Regions from separate parts of the Mus musculus genome. Here region 2 is linked to region 1. A link is a loop called in an ENCODE intact Hi-C map of the cell type or tissue named here. Cell type or tissue: heart. All regions are shown on one strand. Links, peaks and the distances in the headings refer to the core of each region. The heading gives the core; the rest is flanking DNA.

Region 1 (5,395 bases), core at 126-5,125:
AAATCAGAAGAGAACAAATGAATTTTTTTAATGTAAGCTATTCATACATAGGCACCCTTGTCCAAACCACATAACTGGACACATTGAAACAACATAGAGTATGCATCGATCATACTTTTTTCCTCTTTGCATTAACCATATCCTTTAATTAAAACTTCTGTCATCCATGAATAATAATAACACTAACTCAACAGAAACTTCATGCTGACTTGACTGCAACAAAATTAGAAATTTCACCTTCTTTATCTTGATTAATTAATAAACAAGTAAAAAGAACCAAGGTGATAATTGCTGTGTTTAAAAATTACATGACTATTCCCTAAAGGATGTTGTCTAGCATGACATTCTTCTAGATTTCTCTAAAGCCGGACTTGTATAAACAAATTGGATTAGAAAATTTCTATCCTTCTGGATTCACTGCAAGCATTGTAATATGAAGTTCTCATAAGTAATTCATTAATGAAAAGTATAATTATTTATCATCAAACATTTACTGAGTGCCTACCATGGAAAGAGTAATAAAGAAACTGATTCCATTTTTTGACACTTGCCCATGGACAGCTGCTATGTCTCATCTTTCCCTATTCCCACCAGATACACATCTAGACTGGTAAAAACCTACACATTCCTAACTCTGGATCTGTTAGTGAAAATCAAAAGCTCAGAAAACCATTTTGTGCAATAGGACCCTTATCTGAGCCAGCCTTTAGAAGGAATGCAAACCTCTAGCCAACCTTTGTTCCCAAACTATTCTGAACATGCTTGAGATGTCTTCCCTACTGTTCCAAGCAGCCTTTTTTATGCCAAGACTTTCCACACTCTACTGTCTACCTTATCAGTCTTGGTATCTGACCCAAATTGTAGGAAGATCATCAGTCTCAACTAACTGGGACCCCAGGGAGCTCAGCAACATACACGGACTGGTCTGAGGCTCCCAACATATAGATAGCAGAGGACTGCCTAGCCTCAGTGAGAGAAGAAGCACTGAATCCTCGAGAGACTTGAGACCCCAGGGAAAAGGAAGGGCCTGGGAGGACCCATCCTCCCTCATCCTTCCCTCCCACTCCTTCCCTCTCACCCCCTCCCTGTTATGGGGAAGAAAGAATGGGATGAGGAACTGTGGGGTGGGGGACTGATAGGAGGTCAATAGCTGGAATGTAAAAATATAATAAAGTAAGATAAAATAAAATAAACAATTAATTTTTAGCTTCAGGGCGACCAGAACAAGGATGGTTTTGAGAGGAAAGCTGCTGAAATTCAGACACAGCAATAGGGAGCTTCTCCAGTGGCTATGCTCCATACAACTGGGCTCATTGAAAAGATGTTGGCTTGACTGAAAATGTAGACTAGGGAAGCTGACAACATAAGAGGAAGAGCAAGAACCAGAAGACTTACTGAGGGATGATACCCATTGGCAAGATCTGGAAACCCAGGAAGTGAAGAAGCAGAAGCCTTCTGCAAAGGCTAGGCTTACAACAGGGGCTCAGTGTCAGGCACATGTGCCAAAAATCAAAGGATCCTTCTCTGTTCTTTACTCTTTCCTAATCACTTGCATACCTCATACTACCAAACATTAAAAACATTAAATTAAACATTAAGATATTCGTGTCTACATGACATAAGCCACAGGACTGGAAAAGATACAGTGAGTTTCTATGAAAGACAAACCTAACATGGTAATAATACATTTTTTAATAACATGCAGTACTTTTTAAATTGCAAATGGAATAAGATATGTCAACTGATAAGAACTTTTTTCACATAAACAAGTTGACAGGAACATGATAGTTGTAGATCAAATACAGTTTCACAGTTTAGTTAACTACTGGGTGCATGGATGTCTCATCTATATTCATTCTGTTTTGTTTTTCTATTTTAATTCAGATTAATTATTTTTAGTATTTATTTTTAATTTTTGATATTATTATAATTACATCATTTTCCCATTTATTTTTCTCTCTCTGAACTCTCCCAAGCACCCCCTATTCCTTATTCTTTCAAATTCATGGCCTCATTTTTCTTTAATTATTGTTACATACATAGTGTTGCATATAAATACACAACTATGCTCCATTTGTATTATGGTACTCAAATATATATGCTTTCAAGACTGACCAATGGGTATTATATAACCAGTTATGTGGGGGGCGGGGCTTTTTCCTTGGGAAGATTATTTCTCCTGCTCTCTCCATAGCTGTACTCTTCTGTTGTAGATTCCTCCATCCATGTTAACATGACTAGTCCTGTCATCCTTAAACTCATGTTTAAGCAATGATTTTATGATTTTTGTGGATGTATAGATTATAGCATTGCTAGGAGACATCATCTCATAGCACACTCCAGAGATCTAGCTCTTACAATCTTTCTGGTCCTTGTTCTGCAGTGATCCCTGAGTTTTTAGGTTAAGGAGTGTATCCATAAGGACTAGGCTCCACAACTCTTCATTTTTAATGTAATGAATAAAAAATATTTTGAAAGTAAGAACAATATTGTATAAAGCACAATATACATATAAAACCTTATAATTCAGAATTCATATTTTGAGGTCTTAAAATGATTTCTCTTCACAAGTACTGTAGTCTAGCCTCATGGCACCCAGATTCCCTGCCTTCACACAAAGAAAAGCCTCAAAGACACAATAACACATGGGTCTTATAAAGAACTTAACTATGTTATCTTTCTCCTAAATTAAATATTTCATAGCCAAAAGACTTCAAAACTAGCCAAGATGCATAAGACATACTTGTTTCTACTTCTTTGCTCAATTTCACATGCTAGCAAACCTGTGCATATCAGCATAGGAGGTGGGGCAGCAGTGGAGGCATTGGTCTGGATCTGGTTGCTACTCAGTTCTGTACTAGCACCCACCTGCTTCAAAGCAAGCCAGTCCAAGAGATAGTGAAGTAGGAGCGACAGATGCTCAGCATGCCAGTTTTGTGAGGTGCTAAAAATACCACACTGGCAATGATACTGCAGAGAATGAAAAGCTACACAGGAGCTGCTATTAGTGTCCACTGCTATGTCACACTGCTGCAAATGTGTGCCTTAGATAGACACACATAGGTTTATCTTTTCTGGAAAAAGCAGAGTTCCCTCCCTCATGTATATACTTTTTCAGTCTCACCATTAAGACCTGGGATGATGAGTGACGTTTCCATCTGTCTGTAAAGGTTCAGTGTTTAACACCATCTTGGAAATAAAAAATAAAGACAATTTCACGTTCTTATTCAACTGGAAATAGACAAGGTTATTTCATGTGGTGAGATCATGGTATAGCAATCTTGGGTGAGGCACCAGTTAGCTATCAGTTACCAGCTTAAGTTTAATGAGTGGGCCTGGGTAAGAGCTCTGATCAGGACTGGGGTAGGGACAAGTCTTAACAGGAGCATTAACACAGAATACCCAATTGTAGCCAATAGCATTAAAGGAGAGTCTGAGACAAGCTTTCTTTTTTATCAAGAACTTTAAAAGTAGCACAAGATAAAAGTAAAGGCAATAAACCTGTTGAAGCAGTGTTTCAGCGATTATTTATAGAACTAGGAGCTGGGGGGCCCCACAAGAGCAACAGAGCAAACAGTTGATGGACGACTTTGGTACTAAGACTTACCCTGAATCTCCTTGGAACATTCACTAAAATGAAGTACAATAAACCTTAAACGCAAACAACTCAAAACCCAGACAGAGGAAAAAAATGTTTGGTAAGAAAACTTCACAGGCTGTGACCTTCCTCTAAGATCACTCAAAGCATACACACTACAGCAGGAAATAAATGATAGACAGTACATTGGCAGGCAAGTCCCAGAGGTCTCAGCAATGTAATACCATGCAGTTTATAAAGGCATGGATATTTGTCACCACAGACTGCATGAAGGACACATACTGTGAAAACTTTATTAATGTGTTCCATTACTATGGAGTATGTGACTTGTTCGCCCACATCCATTATGTGGAGCTGCCTGGCATTCTTCACCTTGCTTAATAAAGGCTGCAGTCAACTATGCAAATACTTCGTTATTACAGTATGCACCTACATACTACAACTCCCTTATAAATTTTCTCCTACATTAAAACTGTTTAAGTGTAATCTCCACCTTTCCCATCATGGGAGTATCCTCATCTGGGAGGAATGAGGCATATGTTTACAAGAATTTAGGAGGAATCTTTCTACCCAAAGGCCCAGAGTATTCAGAAATAAGCATTGGGGGAGGGGTGCAGTTATATAATATGTATTGAGTATGTATTATCAGAGTCTAAACAATAAAGCTATTCTTGATCATAAGTGAATTTTTAACAATCTCATCACGATTTTAAAAGAGCTATTCCATTACACTCTTGAAAGCACATAAAAACCTTGACAACAAAAGTTCTCTAACAGTAAAACTGAGACAAATGATGGCAGTAAGTACTTTTGAAGAACTGTATTGAATCTTTGGTAACACAGTACATATTTTTTTTAAATAAATATATTTAAATTTATGGTAAATAACTAGAAATTCTATAAAACATTGTTAGTTTAATTGAAAATATCATAACACTAAGTCATTTATTTAGTTTGATTTGTGTGGTCATATTTCAAGAGATGATTTTAAGTTGCTTATACTATATGACCATTACAAAAGTATCTACAATAAATTTAAAAGAAATAGGAGAAATCAAATAGAAACAATACAATAAAATACAGATGCAACTAGGGCACAAAATTCACAAGAGAAAAGGATTACAACTTTTATTCTCAGCATTCTAGTAGCTAATCCCAAATGTCAAATCTAATCTGTATTTATACAATCTCTAATTCAGTGAACAGAAAATTTCCTATAAGTATCCTTTATCTTAATATTGAGGAAAAAAACCTTTTTGTTATATTATTCTGTTATCACTTTTTTATGAACTACATCATTTTTACCATGTTTAAAGCAATGTAAGTCAGCAATGGCTGGGGGTGGTGGTGCATGCCTTTAATCTCAGCACTTAGGAGGCAGAGGCAGGCAGATTTCTGAGTTCGAGGCTAGCCTGATCTACAGAGTGAGTTCCAGGACAGCCAGGGCTACACAGAGAAACCCTGTCTCAGGAAAAAAAAAAAAAAAGTCAGCAATGAGTTGTTTGGGGATCTTTCTAGTAATGTCGTTTAATGTGACCTAACTACATAATATGTAAATGAAGTTCATTAGAAGCTATTTCGTGTTTAACATTATAAAATCTTAGCACCATAGACTCTAACTCTCTGAATATATCTAAAAGACATGTCTAGATTCCAGATTGAATAAAAAATGTACTTTAGTCTCTCTATTAAAATTTACATGAAATTCAGAATTTATTTTTAAATTTACCTGGTGTTAAAGATAACCATGGTTAATATCCTAAAGCTCAAATAAAGAAGAGCTTCCCCTGCCTGCAA
Region 2 (5,395 bases), core at 263-5,262, 65 kb before region 1:
CACGTGCGAGGGAGACAGGCATAAGTAGTGATGACTCATGTTAGTAAATTCAAAATAGCTTAAAACCGCCACTGAGTGAACTATGTATAAATATCCTCCTTTTACCTATGAAAATAATAAAAACTCAATATTATGGTTAAAGACAAAACCATGATAGAATCTTTAGAAATTTTTCTAAAAAAATATTATATGTATTAACCAATAAAAACTATTTTGGGAGATTAATATGTGAGGAAGGTTTAAGATCTGCATTTCACTAAATATATTTTATCAGACTCTTTCTGTTAAATACATATTACTAAATTAGATTACTTTCAAGTTCACCAAGGAAGTATATTTCTAATTGATTTACACACTGCAGGCCTTTTACCTAAACCTGTCTCTTTCTGAGGGTTATGGGTCGGTAAGTGTGTGTGGGTTGCCATACTTTCCTGTGTGTGCCTTTGTGCTCACAGAGACAGCAAGTCCTTTGTCATTCTGCCAGAGCTGGTTGAAATTCGCCTCTGGGATCAGAAGTTATTAGTGGAAAAGGATAGGGCAGATTGACACAGTGATTTTATAATTCTATTGTCCTGGGAAAGTAGGCTAATGAGGGTTGACTGATACAAATAAAAATGATCATGAAATGCTCCAGGCACCACACCTCTATAAATAGTGAGGAGAGGCAGCTCATAAAACCAGTGCTGCTGCCAAGGATACTGGCAGATAAGGTGATGTGGCTGGTTTAGGAGGGAGCAGGGCACAATCCTCCCCTGTGATATGTCCTTTTCATCTCCTTGACATAGAGACAATCTTCATTACATTTTGGAACAAAGGAGACTAATATATGATAAAACATTTTCTGATTTTGCTGTTATCCTGAATTAATCGATGTGTTAACATTTCTTATAGTTGCCTATAGAACGACCTTATAAAGTTGCTGTCTAGTAGAAGAAACTCTAAAAATGTCCCTTAGTTTGAGAGAGGCATTCCTTCACAAGTTATTTAAATGGGTAAGTTTATTTATAGGTTTATTTGAATGAGTAAGTTTATTTATGTTTATTTCCTTACTCATAAAGAAACCTTCAGACTGGGTAAAAAACTTATTTTAAAAAGATACACATTCTTTCCAAAATGGTAGAAAGGCAAGAATCTTGCAAATATGCCAATTCATTATTAATGAATTTTCTTAGGTTATCTTGACTCCATAATAGTAATTTCTTACCTTATTTGTACCCAGTTCTACTATATTTGTAAATATTTAGGTAAATCTGATATTACTATCAATGAATTTGAACAGTTTATGATTTTCTTTTCTGTTTATATTTGTAAAAATCATGAAACCATTAGCATGTTAGAATATTGCATGTTGGATAACCTGAATCTGGGTTGCAAGGCCATATGACTTCTATTTAGCTCCAAAATAAAACCAGTGGCAGCAGCACTGGTTTTATGAGCTGCCTCTCCTCACTATTTATAGAGGTGTGGTGCCTGGAGCATTTCATGATCATTTTTATTTGTATCTCTTATTTCCTTGATTTGATTGCTATGGTTTTACTTTTCCAAGAGGTACTTGCATATCTTTCATACTCAATTTGCAGCACACTCAATTCTTGCAGTTTGATTTCTTATAAGAATTTGGCACTGTGAATCTTGTAAGCAAAATACATTTTGTGTGAACACACATACTCTAGATACGAGAGGACAAATATGTGGAATAGCAATGGGAAAGAGAAAGGTTCAATGAATCAAAGGTCCAAGTTTGTGTTACTATAGGAACTTCACATAAGCGATTTTGAGCAAAAAAGTTCCATGGAAACCAATGACCTATTGATTGAACTGTGCTTGGGTAACTGACTCACTATCTAGAGAAATAGAAGATGTCCATGTAATACTACATAAAGCATTGTGTCTGTATGAATTTCATACTTCATTGGAGCAGGCAAAACTAGAAAACCAGTACACAGAAAGGTAAAATAGATTTTCAAACTAAAAGCATGAAATAACTTCAGAGACACTAAACAGTAACTACAGATACCTAATTGTATTCCTAAATTATTTCAGATTACTACTTCGTAAAAGTCTCTCATGTAAGCTCCTTTACTGTTAATAGACATGTAAAGAAAGATGAATATAAAATGTGCCTATTTGAAAGATATTTTGGAAGAAGATCTTTCTAATGTCTAAAATAAGTGCATTTGACACTCAACAATGTAAAGTAATTGCAATGTGATCTCCAGTAGTCTAGACTAACCTCAAGCTCACTATATGACTGAAGATGGTGAAAATCTGATCCACAAGCTTATGCTCCTATTGCAAGATCACCATCATGAGCCTCAACTCTCACTGACATCTTAGCACATGCAATTTAAAGGACAAAAAAAGTAAATAAATACTTAATTATGGCAGCAACCAGAAGTGTGAAAGGGTGTTAAATAAAAAGTGATACAATTTTTGCTAATCTTATAAAACTTTCAACTAAATAATATTGTCACACACCAAAATTAACCACAACAAAATTTATACAACACAAGGAACCTGTATTCATTAGAAATAGGTTTTTTGGAATGGAAACTGTAAGGCTTCACATTAAATTTTACTTTCATTATTGAAAATGGTTTATGCAATTAAAGACCACAAAACAAATTTAATTACAGATTTAGAACTGAAAATTACAATTAAATTCATATCTTCTTTAATTACTCATGTCTATTCTATTTTAAACTTTTTTATTGGCATAATTAAAAAGTTAAGTGTGAAGTACTGATGAAACATCAAACACTGACAATTCATGTCTTCACATCCTAAAGAAATATCATGGGAAATATTTTTGAATATATTCACTTAAATCTTGTTCATGATAGTACAGAAATATCTAGATCCATTTTTGGAGGAGAAAGTAGACACTTTGTGGAATATCAGACATGTAACTAAATTGGGTCAACTATACATACATAAACACATTGTCATTAGAATCATAGAGTTATAACAAATATCAATGTATAAATTGTTAGAATGATAAGTAATACATCATTAACAATGATAATTATATACTCAAAATAGTATACTGCTTTCAAGATCATAAAAATTTACCAGTATACGGTGTTTCTATAGGAGCCTGTTACTTAATAGACATGAAAGGACTGAATATATGAAATGTAATTAAAGACAGAATCAATACTAGCATTAATTGCTGAAGAGAGTATCCCTATTAGATCAATGAAATGTCCTAAATGATCTGAGAGATTTAACTAAATCAGACATTTCTATGGACCAGATGTCCAGACAAAACAAAGAGCTATAACTTCTATAATTTTTTGACATCTTCTAAAATCAGTTCTTTTATTATTTTAAGTTTATAATACAATTACATATTATCCTTCTTCTATTTCTTCATTGTAAGCTTTATATATATACCTCTCCTTGTTCCTTCTCCTATTCATGATCTTTTTATACTAATTATTGTTGTATGCATATATGTAGCAACATATACATATTCCTAAACACATAAATGCAACCTATTTAGTCTGTATTATGTTACATGTATATAAGCTGTGAAGGCTGACCACTTGGTATTAGTTATCCAGTTGATATGCTCTTTCCTGGGGAACACTACTCCTCCAGCTCTTCCCTATTTTCCTTCTTTATCTATTTCTCCACAGTAATTTTATATAAAGCATAAGATGAGAGAAGTATTTTGTCTGAGGCTCTAAAATTTCTTTGTAATTACTGCAAGCATTCAGAGACAATGAGAAATAATCTGTGGGTGCCAGAGGCTGCTGGTGAGAACAACCATTATGTACTTCTCAAGCACAAAAGCAGATGCTTATAGTGTGGAAAGCTCTACTAAACCTCCAGTATAGTTGAAAGTGTTGGTATTGGCGAATTACTAAGCATTCACATGTGTTTATTCATGTAGAGTCTCAGAAATCATCCCCAGAACTCTGCTGCAGAATATCAGCTTTCAGTTGAACCTTGCTTGAATTGTGAGTCAGACAATCCAAGTTCAATTCAACAATAAACATTTGCTAGATCCAAGAGATTGAAACCTTTCACTATGTCCAAGATTTGCTTTGCTTTACTTAAATATTCAGTTTGTAAAATGATGTTTACCTAAACAATAAATTTTGAACATGTGATTTATTGACTGACAAATTGAACTGAATGAGCAGATATGACCAGAGAGGCTTATATAGTCTCCCCTCTTATGGAATTCATGTAATATTAAACAATTACAGAATTCTATAGAAAGTATTTGGAGCTGCTACAGATAAATGTGTGAGGGAAAAATCATCTGCCTTTCTTAATAGTTTAGAAGTGGGGAGACTGAATGTCAATGGGGTTCAGTGTCTTACCACCCCCTCATAGGTACATAGTACTAAAATAAGATATACAGACCATGTCATGGAACCCAAAAAGCTCTACTTCTAAGATTGGTTCTATAATTAACTTAAGAAACTACATGATTTCATCATCTTTTAAGTTCAAAATATTTCTCACAAATATTATAAATTGTCAAATTGTAGTAACCTGTTATATTTAGTGAAGTAGATATTGACATAGGAGAAGGCCAAGCAATTGCAGAGGTTCCTGGATTTGTACTTGCAGGAATAGTCAGGCTGCATGCATTCCAGTTCAGTAAATAATTACCCTATACTGTTAGGTTTAGAATGTTATATCATTTTAATTTCTATGAATCAAAGAGATTTTACAATCAAAAGAGCACATTCAAAAACAACAATGGAAGCCTGTCCTGCTTAGTGCCCTAGACTTTGCTGCTGGCAGGCTCCAGGAGTTAAAACAATGTCTCCTGAAAACAGCCCCTGTTCCTAAGCTGCCATAGAGTCTTCACAGCAAACACCTCACAAATCATCAAGCAACTGATCCTTTCATTTCGTTAGAATTTAAAATTGTGAAAAACAGAATCTTTAACTCTCATTCTTCTTACGAAAAGGTTGACTGAACTCACTTAAGGTTTTTAGAAACAGTGTTAAATAGTATAATATTGAATACATTTATAATATTCCTCTCATAATATAGCTTTATAATTTTGATATCAACCTTGGAGCCCTGAAATTCAGAACAGACAGAAAAAAGATATTACCACATCATTCTTGGCACAATAGGCCAAGTGTCAGGAACCCCACGAGTAAAACCAACTAAGGTATAGCAAAGATATCAAGTATACTGTTTTTTATACAGTGAAGGCCAATAAAATCCAACCACCTAACAGCTAATATCACCGTCAATAAATATCTCAATTTACAAAGAACAGACAGAAAGTTTGAAGAGACAGGCATCCAGATAAAAGATAAACTCCAGGAGGCCAGATTACTTTTACACACCTAAAATAGTCCATCGCTAAAAGAACAGCAGCTCGGAATTTGAATCCTTTCTCTGAGTCATTTCTTCTGGG

What was found. A loop is a pair of places that touch in the nucleus more often than their neighbours do. Peaks named below come from ENCODE experiments on the same cell type or tissue, not always from the same donor. Only the 100,000 strongest peaks of a DNase experiment are listed, where the experiment ranks them.
Region 2: it touches region 1 in a loop (2.9-fold over the local background); 2 of 42 quality-filtered maps call a loop at or near these places.

Annotation. Positions count from the first base shown.
Region 1 is chr1:50,694,201-50,699,595 of GRCm38, forward strand. No RefSeq gene overlaps it. Among named protein-coding and RNA genes, the nearest start is that of Gm28321, 120 kb to the right of the region's middle. In heart, for the core only: no CTCF peak of the experiment used is centred there; a DNase peak (open chromatin) is centred at 2,921.
Region 2 is chr1:50,629,189-50,634,583 of GRCm38, forward strand. No RefSeq gene overlaps it. Among named protein-coding and RNA genes, the nearest start is that of Gm28321, 180 kb to the right of the region's middle. In heart, for the core only: no CTCF peak of the experiment used is centred there; no DNase peak of the experiment used is centred there.